Linked DNA regions of Mus musculus: region 2 is linked to region 1. A link is a contact called in ENCODE POLR2A ChIA-PET data. All regions are on one chromosome and are shown on one strand. Each heading gives the region's core, a stretch centred on a gene start or an enhancer-like site at or near the end of the contact. The rest is flanking DNA. Distances are from core to core; before and after follow the strand shown. Region 1 holds the start of Mnt (max binding protein). Region 2 overlaps Sgsm2 (small G protein signaling modulator 2).

The links. ChIA-PET counts read pairs that join two places held with the same protein, here RNA polymerase II (POLR2A).
Region 2: POLR2A ChIA-PET joins it to region 1 with 14 read pairs in embryonic stem cell. The contact joins the enhancer-like site here to the promoter of Mnt in region 1. POLR2A ChIA-PET finds 5 or more read pairs at or near these places in 4 of 5 experiments (Patski and embryonic stem cell).

What each region holds. Positions count from the first base shown.
Region 1 is chr11:74,828,456-74,834,660 of GRCm38, reverse strand. Mnt (max binding protein) reads right to left here and starts at 3,737. Exons shown (of 6, transcript NM_010813.3): 1 at 3,260-3,737. The coding sequence starts at 3,332.
Region 2 is chr11:74,873,701-74,879,905 of GRCm38, reverse strand. All of the region lies in intron 2 of Sgsm2 (small G protein signaling modulator 2), which reads left to right. Among named protein-coding and RNA genes, the nearest start is that of Mir6926, 8.6 kb to the right of the region's middle. Within about 2 kb of position 2,931, at least 2 of the 3 ENCODE cell types and tissues checked have a DNase peak (open chromatin) inside an H3K27ac peak, as active enhancers do.

The DNA of each region.
Region 1 (6,205 bases), core at 2,488-4,987:
CACCTCCAACTCAGGGCTGAACACAGCTCCTTTGAGCAGTCTCATTTACTTTTCAATTACATTTTCTGTGTTAGTGAGGGTGTACACAGGCCAGAGGACCACTTGCAGAGCCACCAGGAAGGCATGCTTCCCATACTAGGAAGGACACATTGAATGAAGCTCGACCACACCTGGCCCAGCACTGTCACCCCTGACTGGACAGCAGAGGCTGCTGTAGGACTGCACCAGTCCACTACTGTTTCCTGCTCCTGCCCCTAGCTCTGCCTCTGCCTCATTTCCCACCCACAGGCTCCTCTGAGTACACTGGAGGGCCAAGCACACTGGTGGTGCCGGGGTCTCCTGTAGGTACAATCTGTGTTTAGGCCGATTTACAGAATGTTCCAGCCCACAGGTGTACTACACTCACTCTCATACAGGAAGACTCACACCTCCTCCAGGTTTTGCACCCCAGTGAAGTCAGCAAGACCATCTGGGGTGGGGTGGGTGGAGGGTAAGCACTGAACTCCTGCTGACTGCAACCTTTCTAAACTACTGAAGCCTTCTGTGTACAGGAATTCTCCCTTCCTGTATGCTAGCTACCAGAGCTTGGCACATAAGGCAGGCACTTCTGCACACAACAGCAAGCTCCCTCCAAACCAGAAGAGAATAATTCAAGTCATCTCCACAAATGCTGGCAAAACCCAGGCTCAACCCTCCTCTGGGCACTAGCACGGCCTTGGCCTTTCCTCTCTGTCATCCTTGCTTAAATGTGCATCACACCCCCGGGTTCATCACGTGACCAAGCTGGTCCACGGCAGGCTTGACCTTGTAGGTGGGAATGGAGAGGACAAGAGAACCCTGCTCAGAGCTGGACATCTGAAGTAAGTATCTCAGAGCATGAGCAGTTCTGGTCGGCAAGTTGGTATCACCTGTGGAGGTTTTAGCCCGTGGGAACCACATCTGGTCTTGAGTTCTTGGAGTAGATTTGGCTCACCAGTCCCCACCTATCTATCCTTTAAGACCCTTTGGTCCAACACCAGCTAGCTGTGACCTGAGTGCTGAACTCTGCTTCTCCCCACCTCTCACTATTTGGGGGAAGGGCTGTGTGATTTCTTAAGGGGGCTTTTCCCAGGTTCCTCTGCAGAGGCGCATCCACCAACCCACATGCCCTTACAGGTAGGCTTAACAGAGCACAGCAGAAGGGGGGGGGGGGGCTTCACCCTTTTTCTATATGGCTTGGAAGGTGAAATAAGAGTTCCCCAGAGGCAACAGTAGGGTCAATCCTGTTCCTCTCTCCAAGACTGCCTGATTACATGGGGGGGGGGGGGTATGATTGGTATTCCTGATCTGCATTGTGTTGACGGTAGCAGCAGATGACTCTTCCTCTCAAACTCTTCAATTTTCCCCCTCCCCACATCCGCCGCTGAGAGGGGTATACTAGTCGCTCTGGTTAACCACCAGCACTTGCTTGACCCTGCTCTGGACTCAAAACACAAAGGGGAGGGACATGTGGACAGATACCCCAGCCATCCATTCTGCAAAAAACCTAAGCACTTGGGTCTTGCAAATCTCCAGTGACTCCTGACCTTGAGTGGCTACTCGGTCTGACAAGGCCTGCGAACCTGCAGCTCCTCCGCCCCTTGCGGGCTACCACTCCTCCCGCCCCACCGCGCGGAACAAGCTGCAGGCGCGCGCGCGCCTTTGTGCGCGGGCACACAACACACACACTACTACCTCCTGCATGACTCATCACTGAAGCAACAATAGGCAGAAAGAAAGGGAAGGAGGGCGAAGAACTCCACCACAACACTACCGACTGAAGGGTTCTGAGGGGGTAGGGGAACCAGGAATCCCTAGGAACTGCACACACACTGCTTCAGAACTGAGGCCCTCACAAGAGGCTGGAAAGCGGGGGTCTTTTCCCTTCGGCCCCTATTTAAGCAGCACTCGAAGGCTAGGGACCATAGCCAAAGCGGGTGGATGACAGTCTCATAAACCCTCTTTTAGCCTCTGAGGGCGCGCCAAAGTTTACCCTTCTTAGGCGAGCTTATAACAATGTGGCCGGGTTGTTGCCAGAAGGGCTTAGGGACACTGTTAGTGGGTCAGTGAGATGTTACTTATAGATGTCACCCTGAGATTCTGAGGATTCCCTCGCTACAGGATCAAAAACAGGAGGATCCAGCAAGAGCCTAGGTGAACATAGCTCCTCCTACCCAGGGCAAAGGCTCTCCCTGGGAGATGGCCAGCAACCAGAGCTGGAGGCCAACCCGACTCCAGGCCCCTCGCCAGCCCCGCCCAGACCCCGCCCCTAGGCAACCGCGAGGCGGTGAGGAGGGGCCGGGCCGCACAGTCCCCAGCGGGAGTGTCCCCCGTGCACGTGGTCGGGGGCGGGGCCTGACTACGTCAGCAGTCCGGGTAACCAACGGGCTTGGGACGCAGGCACACGCAACATTCCAGCCAAGAGCGGGTTTGAAACGCGCAGACACGCCACATTCCACACCGGCTAAAGCAGGGCAAGGCAGGGGGGCCTAGGGCTGCCCCCAGCGACCCGCGGGACACTCACATGCACCCAATCAGCGCAGCTCTCAGCCAAAGCTAGACGTGCGACCCAGCCCAGCTCTGGGAGGCGGGGTCAGGCGGGGCTGGCCAGGATCATAAGACACGCGATGTCATTTCATTCTGCAAAGGCCGCCTCCGCCCCAAGCAGCGCGTAGATCTGCCGGGAGCGCTCCCCGCACCCTCCAGCCCAGGCCAGGGAATCCGAAGAGCAGCTCGGCGTAGAGTATTCCCCACCCCCACTCAGTTACGCACACGCCCACTCGTGTGCTGTACAAACACACCCGTGTACAGGTCCGTTCATCCGCTCTTCCCCGGTTCCCATCACACATCATCTTGGTGCTCACACGCAAGCACACGCGGGTCTGCCACCCCCACACATCAACATCCCTCTCCCCATCCCCCGGTTCACACATCCTCAATGGTAGCGAGGGCGCCGCCCGCCCACAACTAAGGGGCCCCCCACTGAAGGTGTACGGGGGTGCCAGTCAGCTAGGGTGGTACCCGCAGAAACTGGGTCCTTCTTTGCATGTTAATGAATTCATTAATTATTTTCAACGTTCGCATCACTCCTCCCGGACGGCAGCTCTTGCGGGGAGTTTGTGCCCGGCTTTTTAGGTCGCGCCATAGAGGGGCCTCCCTGCGATTTCCAGTGGGTTCAGGGATCGGGGTCACTGGCCTCCCCTTCTGCCCAGTGCCCCAGGGGCCCAGCCGGGCCGCTCACCACGTGCTCTCTGTTGTTGCTGCGCTTGCCATTCCAGGAAGCGGGCCGCCTCCAGTAGCGTCTCTATGCTCATCGCGGCGAGAGCAGCCGGGGGCGCGCCGGGGCCGAGGCTGCGGCCCGCGAGCCAAGCACAGGTCAGGCTGGCGGGCCGGCAGGAGGGAGGGATCACCTCCGGGGGGCGACAGGGCTGGGCGGCGCAGCGCACTCCTCAGAAAAGAACGGGGGAGCACGGGGAGAAAAATCAATGTCTCCCAAAATATTTGCAAAATAAAAATTTGCAAATTAAAAAAATTTTGATGCAAAAAATAAAAAAGGCGGCACTGCCTTCTTCCTTCCTTCTTCCTCTTCCTCCCTTCCGATGCCTCCCGCCCCGCGGCCCCCGGAGTCCCGCCGACAAGAAAGGGCTTTGCAACAAGATGGCGAGGAGGCACCGACACACACAACAAGGGAAGGAGCCGCGCTGCCCCCGGCCGCCGCCCCCGCTACTACACCGGGGCCGCAGCCAAAGCCCGGACCGGAGCCCCCGCCCGCAGGGCCGCGGCGTCTCACTGAGGGCGGGGCCGCGCCAGGGATGGCCCCGCCCACCGCGCGCGCACACGTGGCTTGGGTGGGGGTGAGAAGATGGAACCAGGCTTCCTCGCTGTTTCCGCTTTCCCTACTTGCCCCTCCTCTCCGTGGCCAGCCACAAGTTAAACGGGGTTTGCGTGCTTAGGGCATTCACGGCGGGATCTGCCTTGCTGAGAGAATGGGAAGCCCAAGGCTTCGGTTAGCTGAGACAGCGGTGACACAGGTCAGGGAGACCTATAGTCTGACCCCTAGGTCTCTTCGCCCCACGTAGACACGACCTAAATCCCGCAGCCGTCCGGTCTGTCGCAATTCCCCCCGGGATCCGCCCCTGGGCGGAGCTGACAGCAGGCTGCTAGAGTCCTGACAGAGGGACGGGAGAGCTGATCCCGTTCCGGATTTTGTCTCTGTTCCTCCCCCCGCAGTGCGTTCGCATCCTATTAGGCTACATCACCAGGCCGCCCGCCAATGGGCGGGCAGGACAACACGGCATGGAGCAGCTCCACATGGACACCCCGCGCCGCCAGCCTTCGGTTTAAAGGGACAGTGTCTACAGGGTCGTATTAGCGGGTGCGGATAGGGCCACCGGGTGACGGAAGGGTGAGACACCTACAGGGGAATTCCGCAGTCCATCCCCTGCTTTACATTACCCTCCCATTCAAAACCAGGGCTTACTTCCCTTCTCCTAAATTCTTTGTCCACCGGTTTCTGATATGGGTGGGGACTAAAAGTGTGCCACTCTAGAGGGCACCTCGTTGTTGGGCCCCGGCACCAGTAATCAAAAGGAGAAGCGTCCAAAGCCCAGGCCGAGGAGGCGTGGCCTAAATCAGGAACAACAACGTGGAGGGCGGAAGCCGCGCGCTACCCTAGCGGCCCGCTGGGCGCGGGGCGGGGTCGCTCACTGTGTTGGGTTGGAACCGCGCACTCTCCTAAGCTCGCCAGTCAGTCTTTATCTTGGCTGCAGGGCTTAGGACTGTCCCTAGGTACAGTCAGAAAGATCTTTGAAGTCAGCTTGCCCAAATCATTGCACTTTGCAGGTAAGAAAACTGAGGCCCAAGTGAAGGGACTACTCCAACTGCTCCTTGTTCATTGAGCAACTCGTAGTCTAGTCAGACCTCTCTCAACCGCCAGCTGCCTCTTACCACCTCGGGTCCTCGCAAAAGTGAAGAACTATCAAACTGCAGTTCAGGAAGGGGGCTGAGCACTTACATCTTCTTGATTAGGACAACAAAAATATCCTACATCTGGAACTCTCTTTGGTGGAAAGCCATACAATCTCCATTCGTACAGTTAGCATTGAAAAGCACTAGAATATTATGGGCACAACGAAGCCGATGCAATTACTCTCAGTGCTAGGGATAGTCAGTTACCTGTTAATGCTTCAACCTCCATGGTAGCCAATGCAAGGGAAATGGAGACATGCCAGTCGGTGCTTTCAGGATCTTGGGCTCCATCGCACAGCACCGGAAACCCAACCATAAGATCGTAGAGCGGGCCACCGTGACAATCCAACCTATCCAACATTACCTGCCTACTTCAGGAGCTGCCAGGAACACAGAACAAAAGAGGGTGGCGGGTCTCCCTTCCCCTTCAGGTTTATCCTAGAGAAAGACACCCGGCACAGCTGAATGGAGTCTTTGATCTTGATGTATTGAACTGTAGCGTGTGAACCTGAGCATGAATAACTCTTATGCAAATGTCCAGTGTCACTAAGAAGCTAAAGCAAAGGAAAATACTAGGGATATACTAGGTAACATTCATTTAACAAGCACATGCCAGACAACTGGCTAAGTATGTTTATAGGTAAGACCAGGTGATCTTTAGTGAGAAGGTAGACTCTTGAGAGCCCAGTTGTCTACAGGTTAAGCAGCCTTTTCTTAGAAGCCTACAGGGGTGCAGGCTCTGCCTTTCCATCCTGGTGTCTACTTGCTTTGGGTGTTATTGCACCTGACCTACACATACTACAGAACATGGAGATGCCAGAGGTGGCGCTACCGGCCTTTTTGTTGTTGTTTTGCATGGAAGCCAACACCATTCACTCAAACTGTCCAGCTTGTCCTGTCTCCCTCAAGTGGCCCACAGCAATCATACAAAGCCAAGTGCTTCTAATCTTGTGAAGGACCAGTTCTGTGACAAAAAAGAAATTACTTTTCTGAGCAGTATTTTGAAAGCATCTCCCTTCTCTCAGGGAGAGGAAGTGAAAGTGGAATGAAGGCACACTTGAATGCTGGCCTTTCCCTTGCCCCCAGTACCCCATCTGCTTCAGGGCTTAGCAGAGATGCTTGCTATTTAAAACAAACAGCCTTACAGGCTTCACATGATCATGTTTATTTAGGTCACATGGGGACAGCAGTCAGGAGATGTTAGGCAAAACCAAGGATT
Region 2 (6,205 bases), core at 1,682-4,181, 46 kb before region 1:
GTGGGGGAGAAGAAAAGAAAACAATCCCTCACAGGTGTACCTAGCCACTTGGGTTTTAGTTAATCCCAGATATAGTCAAGTTCACAACCAAGAGCAGTCATCACGGGTTGGTGAGATGGCTTAGTGAGTAAAAGTACCCGACTGCTCTTCCAAAGGTCCAGAGTTCAAATCCCAGCAACCACATGGTGGCTCACAACCATCCGTAATGAGATCTGACGCCCTCTTCTGGTGTGTCTGAAGACAGCTAGAGTGTACTTACATATAATAAATAAATAAATCTGAAAAATAAAAAAAGAGCAGTCATCACGGTTGGACAGAGAGCAACTTGTGGAAGTCAGTTCTTTTTTTCTACCGTGTGAGGCCTGGGGATCAAACTGCGATCGGCTGGCGTAAGCACCCTTGCCTATGAGCCATCTTACAACCCAGAACATTTAGTTTTTGAATTAATTTTGATCATTACATGTTTTATTATTCCCAGAGGTTTTGTGACACCCTCCCACATTCATTCACGCACCCCACACAAGGTCACATCCCTCACGCAGCCCACAGGAGGTTACGTCTCACAGTTTACAGATTAAAAATCTGCCACAGCACATTTAGGAGCTGAGGTCCACAGTGTGACAAAGGAGCACCCAGCTTAGGGTTGCTGTAGGAGAGATGGCTCAGTGGCTAAGAGTATTGGCTGCTCTTCCTAGAGGACCTGGGTTCAATTCCCAGCACCCACATGGCAGCTCACAACTTTCTTTAACTCCAGTTCCAGGTGATCTGACACCCTCACACAGACTTACATGTAGGCAAAACACCAATGCACATAAAATAAAATAATCCTTAAAATTTTTTTTAAAAATTTAGGAGCTGGGCGTAGTGGCTGCGCTCTCTCTCTCTCTCGATTTATTTATTTATTTATTTATTTATTTAATATGAATACACTACAGCTGTCTTCAGACACAGAGAAGGCTTTGGATCTCATTACAGATGTTTGTGAGCCACTATGTGGTTGCTGGGAATTGAACTCAGGACCTCTGGGAGAGCAGTCAGTGCTCTTAACCGCTGAGCCATCTCACTAGCTCCCAAGCATTGGCTGCTCTTGTAGTTTTATTCCCAACACCCACATCAGGTCAGGTGGTTCACAAACCACGTGTAGCTCCAGTTCCAAGGGATCCAACCCCCTCTTCTGGCCTGTCACATGCACATGTTCAGATGCGTGCACACACATATGCACATAATTAAAAAGAATAATCTTTTTAAAAAGAAGGGGTATGGAGATGGCTCCGCAGGTAAAAACACTTGCCACTCAAGGATGTGAGTTCAATCCCCAGGAAAGGGGTGAGAACTGGGCTTACAAGGCTGTCCTCTGACCTTCATACATGCTTGCGCGCACAACACACACACACATTTAATTTAATTTTTTTTTAAAAAGAGTTTAGGCCGGGCGTGGTGGCGCATGCCTTTACTCCCAGCACTCGGGAGGCAGAGGCAGGCGGATTTCTGAGTTCGAGGCCAGCCTGGTCTACAAAGTGAGCTCCAGGACAGCCAGGGCTATACAGAGAAACCCTGTCTTGAAAAACCAAAAAAAAAAAAAAAGAGTTTAAAGCCTGACAAGCCTGACTGGAAGATGGCTTAGTGGGTAAAACTGCTTACTGCCAAACCTTATGACCTAAGTTGTATCCCTAGAACACACATGGTCGAAGGAAATGACCACCTCCACTGCCCCTGGCCCCACATGGTAGATTGTACATGTGCACGTTGGTATACATGCATGTTCACACACACACACTAAATAAGTGATTTAAAACATTTTAAAGCCAAGTGGTTGTGGCACATGCCTTTAGTCCCAGCACTCAGGAGATAGAGGCAGGCAGGCTTCTCTGAGTTCAAGGCCAGCCTGGTCTACAGAGAGAATTCTAGGACAGCTATGGTTACACAGAGAGACCCCATCTCAAACAAACAAAAGACTTCCTGCTGGGCTGGAGCTCAGAGTATACTTGCTTAGCATATCTGAGATTCTGGGTCCAATCGCTAGTTGAAACAAATAACGCTTTTTTTTTGTATTTTCTCTGTGGCTTTGCCAACATTTCTTCCACCTCCCAGCCTTTACCCCCATTGATTGGTATCTCCTGCCACCTCCTTCCATGGTGGGAGGAAGGTGCTCGTAGTATGTATAAACAGAGCACTCAGAGTCAGCAGCAAATAGCAAGTTATCTCAAGTTGTGCCTTGAACCTACATCTGAAATAATAATGTGCTTATATGCATAGTTCTTCTCTTACCATCAACTGATTTGAGGTCATTGAAGCACCAACCCTTGAAACTATATGTTTCTCTGAACCTGACCTCCCTCTACAACAGTATCTTTCTAGTTGAGTACTAGGATTTAAAACAAACAAACAAACAAGGCCCCACTGAGTATCCATGGCTGGCCTGAAACTCAATATATAGACTAGGCTAACTTTAAAGTCAGAGATCTGCCTGCTTCTGCCTGGAATAAAAGGTGTGCACCACCATGCCTGGCTCTAGAGTTGTTTCTGGGGTTTTTTTTTTTTTGGTGTATGGTGTGTGTGTGTGTGTGTGTGTGTGTGTGTGTGTGTGTGTCTGTCTGTCTGTCTGTCTGTTGTCTGTGTGTCTGTGTAGCTGGGGGTTGAACCTTGATCTTGAAGCAGGCTAGACAAGCATCTACCCTAGAGCTCTACCCTCAGCCCTGTGAATCTTACTTAACCTTAGGTGGCTGAGAGAGGATTTTGACTTTGAAGAGCAGGTCTCACACCAGCTGCATTGTGGGTGGGGCCGGGCCAGCCTGTCTTCTCAATCAGCTGCTTTCCTAGGCCGACCTGAGGGTTGCTTGAGACTGAGGCTGAGTCGTAATGGGAAGTGGGGGTGGAGCCTGGAACTGGGAATAACACAGGGCTTTATTAGCCAGCTCCCTGTTGCTAAGCAGCTGTCATTAGCCAGTTAGATCTCCCCTGCCGCGAGTGAGCTCCTTCGGGGAATGGCAAAGAGATACTAATAAGTCGGGAGAGCAGCAGCTGCTGCAGGAGGTTGCATCCCACCTGGGATAGATACTGCAGCCAGAGATGCTTCTGCACGTTTTGTGATTCAGACTCCAGGCGGTTGCTAGCTAGCCTGACTCTTTTCAGCAAAAGGGACTCTTTCCCTCCTGCATCCAGTGAATAGCTTATTCTCAGACTGTCTTCTGCTTTCCATCCAGAAATGAACAAGTTAAGTAGCTCTTCAGCTATGGTAAGGAAGGAAGGCAGATGTCCAAAGCAACTGGTTTCTTTCCTCCTGTGCTAGAACTTAGCCAAGGTCATGTGGTTTGGTCCAGTGATGAGATTTTGGAGTCAGACGGACCAAGGTTTGCATGCTGTTCATGTCTAACTCATAGCCAGTTAGTTGTTTATTTTCTCCCCTGAGCCTGTCCCCAGAAGATAAATTCCAGCACTGGAAGAGCTCCTCGGGGCTAGGGGTGGGTGGTTAGCTCAGTGATCAGGCTCTGGAGATAAAAAAACTCAAAAAGAGCCATGTAAGCAAAGCATGTAACGTGGTATCCAGGGACACCTTGTTCTCGAACCGTCGCCGGAAACCTTCCTCAGAAATAACCCGGGGTTCCTAGGAGTCCATGTTCTGGCTACCTGGGGAAATCTGAAATCTGGGCACACAATCGGGAAGGAAATGAATCATATCGAGTAATTGATATTAGGGTTGGACATTATGATCCACTTATAATCCTAGCACCCAGATTGGGGAGGTATAAACAGGAGAACTACTGTGAATTTGAGGCCATCCTGGTCAACATGAGTTCTAGGTTAGCCAAAGTAATACAGCAAGACTGGTTCCAAAAAAGGGGGAAAAGTCGTTATTGTTGTTCAGTAAAGGTATGTATATTAGTTGGGTCAAGAGTCTAAAAGTTACCTCAAATAATCCAAAAATAAAGCTGGCCATGGTGGCTCACACCTTTAATCCCAGCACTCAGGAGGCAGAGGCAGGTGCATCTCTCTGAGTTCAAAGCCAGCCTGGTCCACAGAGTGAATTCCAGGACAGCTAGCTAGGATAACACAGAGAACCCTTATCTCAATCAATCAATTAAAAAAAAAACCTATCTTAATAAATAAAAACTAGTTACATGTGGTTTAGCTGAAATAAAATTCAACTGATACCTGTTAGCTATTTTAAATTGAGCAGTAGGTCTATGGGAGAGCCTTACTTTTGTGTATGCTTGAAATCTCCCTCAACCAAATGAGTTTTAAGGAGAAGGATAAGCTGGGACATGCAGCTCTCAGGGGCTGTCTTGATCCAAAAGTTTGTGCTACACAGATTGGTTGCTGGCCTCTGGGGTCTACCCAGGAACGGAGTCTAGAGGAACAGGGACATTGTAGAGTAGTATCACAGCCACAGTCATCTGACAGGGCACATGGTGACCAAAGACTCTAGGAGATAGTGGGACTCTTGCCACTGCGGAAATGTGGTCAGCTTTTGCACAGAGGAAGGCTGTGTCTCTTGTCACATTGTCCCTTTAGGGCAAGGCAAATGAGCGCCTGTGGCCTGGTTCTCATTTCTCACCTCTATTCCAGAAAGCCAGACCAATTCTTTCTCCTCCTCAGCAAATCTATAGGGGAATGTTGTTGTCTTATCTGGGGAGTTGAGCAAAGCTGAGGGCCCCAGAGTTGAAGTAAAGTCAGTATCACCTTGTAGGATGAGAGAAAATGTGTCCCAAACAGAGGGAGGATGTCCACTGTGAGTGCAGGCTGTCATTACCAAACCCAGGGCAGAAATGGGTAATCAGAGATCTGAGGTGTGGAAAGAGAGGGAGCTGGGGGAAGAGAGGCCCGTGGTGCCTGAGGGCAGCCTTTCTGCGGCTCCTGCTCCACCTGCAGCCAAGCTCCAACTTGTGGCAGTTTCAGAGTTCCACTGGGAGCTTGCTCCACTCCTTCCATCCCCTCCCCTGCCAGCCAGCCAGCTCCGCCTGTCTCCACTGTCACCAGCCTGGACCAGTACAGCAAAACTCTGCTCTGGGTGTTGCCCCCACAGCTCCAGGACCAGGTTGTGGATGACTGCTCCACCCACACTCTCCTCCCTCAGGTTCTCCATGGCAACTACAACCCAACTCCCCCACTGCACAGATGGCATTGGGGAGAAAGGTGAAACTGAGCCAGAGGTAGTGTGCCTGCTTCTCTCCACGCTTACCTTCCTCAACTCCTCTTGGTCCTTAGGCCAGCTTCCTGCGGTGCTGTGCTAATTGTGAGTGCTGGATCCCTCTCCTAGCACAACTGGGTAGTCCTCTGAAGGCCATTTAGTAAGTGCCACAGTTGCCAGGACTTTTAATTGCTGAGCAGAGATGGAAATACAAATGTATATGCGCCTGAGTCACAAGGTGGACTCATCTCATAGACCTTCCTGACGTCTTCCCTGTTTCTGAGGGCCCTTCCCAACCACTGTATTAGCTTCCGTCCATTTTTGTGAGTGCCTGAGACTCAGGCTTGTCATAGCACGTAGAACTGTTTCTCTCCCTGCCAGGCTCAGGTTACCTGCTGCAGATTTTAGCAGGTACTGGCTAAGCGTGAGGATGGAAACCATTTGCTGCAGGAGCTGGGGAGAGAGTGGGTAGGTGCTACGGCCAGAGCAAGCATCTGGGGTTGATTCTCCCCAAGACTGGAGAGGGTCTCCAGCATCACCTCACCCTGGGAACCGTTGGTGGTCACCTACTCTATTGTTAGTATCATCTTGAGCTGGTAACTTATTTACCTGCTTCTGAAATCAAAGCTATATGAAAGTAGCACCCCTTTCCCTGCAGCATTCACGCCCCCCCTCCCCAACACACAGCACCTTTGCGTGGGTACCCAGTTAGAGGGTTGGTTATGTCACTAGTTTTGGTTGTGAGCCCAGCTTTTAATGGCTGAGGCATCTCTCTAGCCTATTGTTACTGTTTTTAAAACCCAATAAAGATGTGAGTAAACATGGCGGCACACACCTGTCATCTCAGTACTCCGGAGGGAGAAGCAGAGGGTTAGAAGCTTAGAGATCTCTAGGCCACATGAGAGCCTGTCTCGGGCCCATGCTGCCTCCTTTATTTTAAAATGATTCACACAGAGACTCACTGTGTAGCCCAGGAGTACCAGACTTTACAGGCATAAGCCACCACACCTGGCTCTGCCCACTCTTTGTAAGCAGAAGGTGCCATGCAGTGACACCATCCTGTACCTTGCTTTTTTA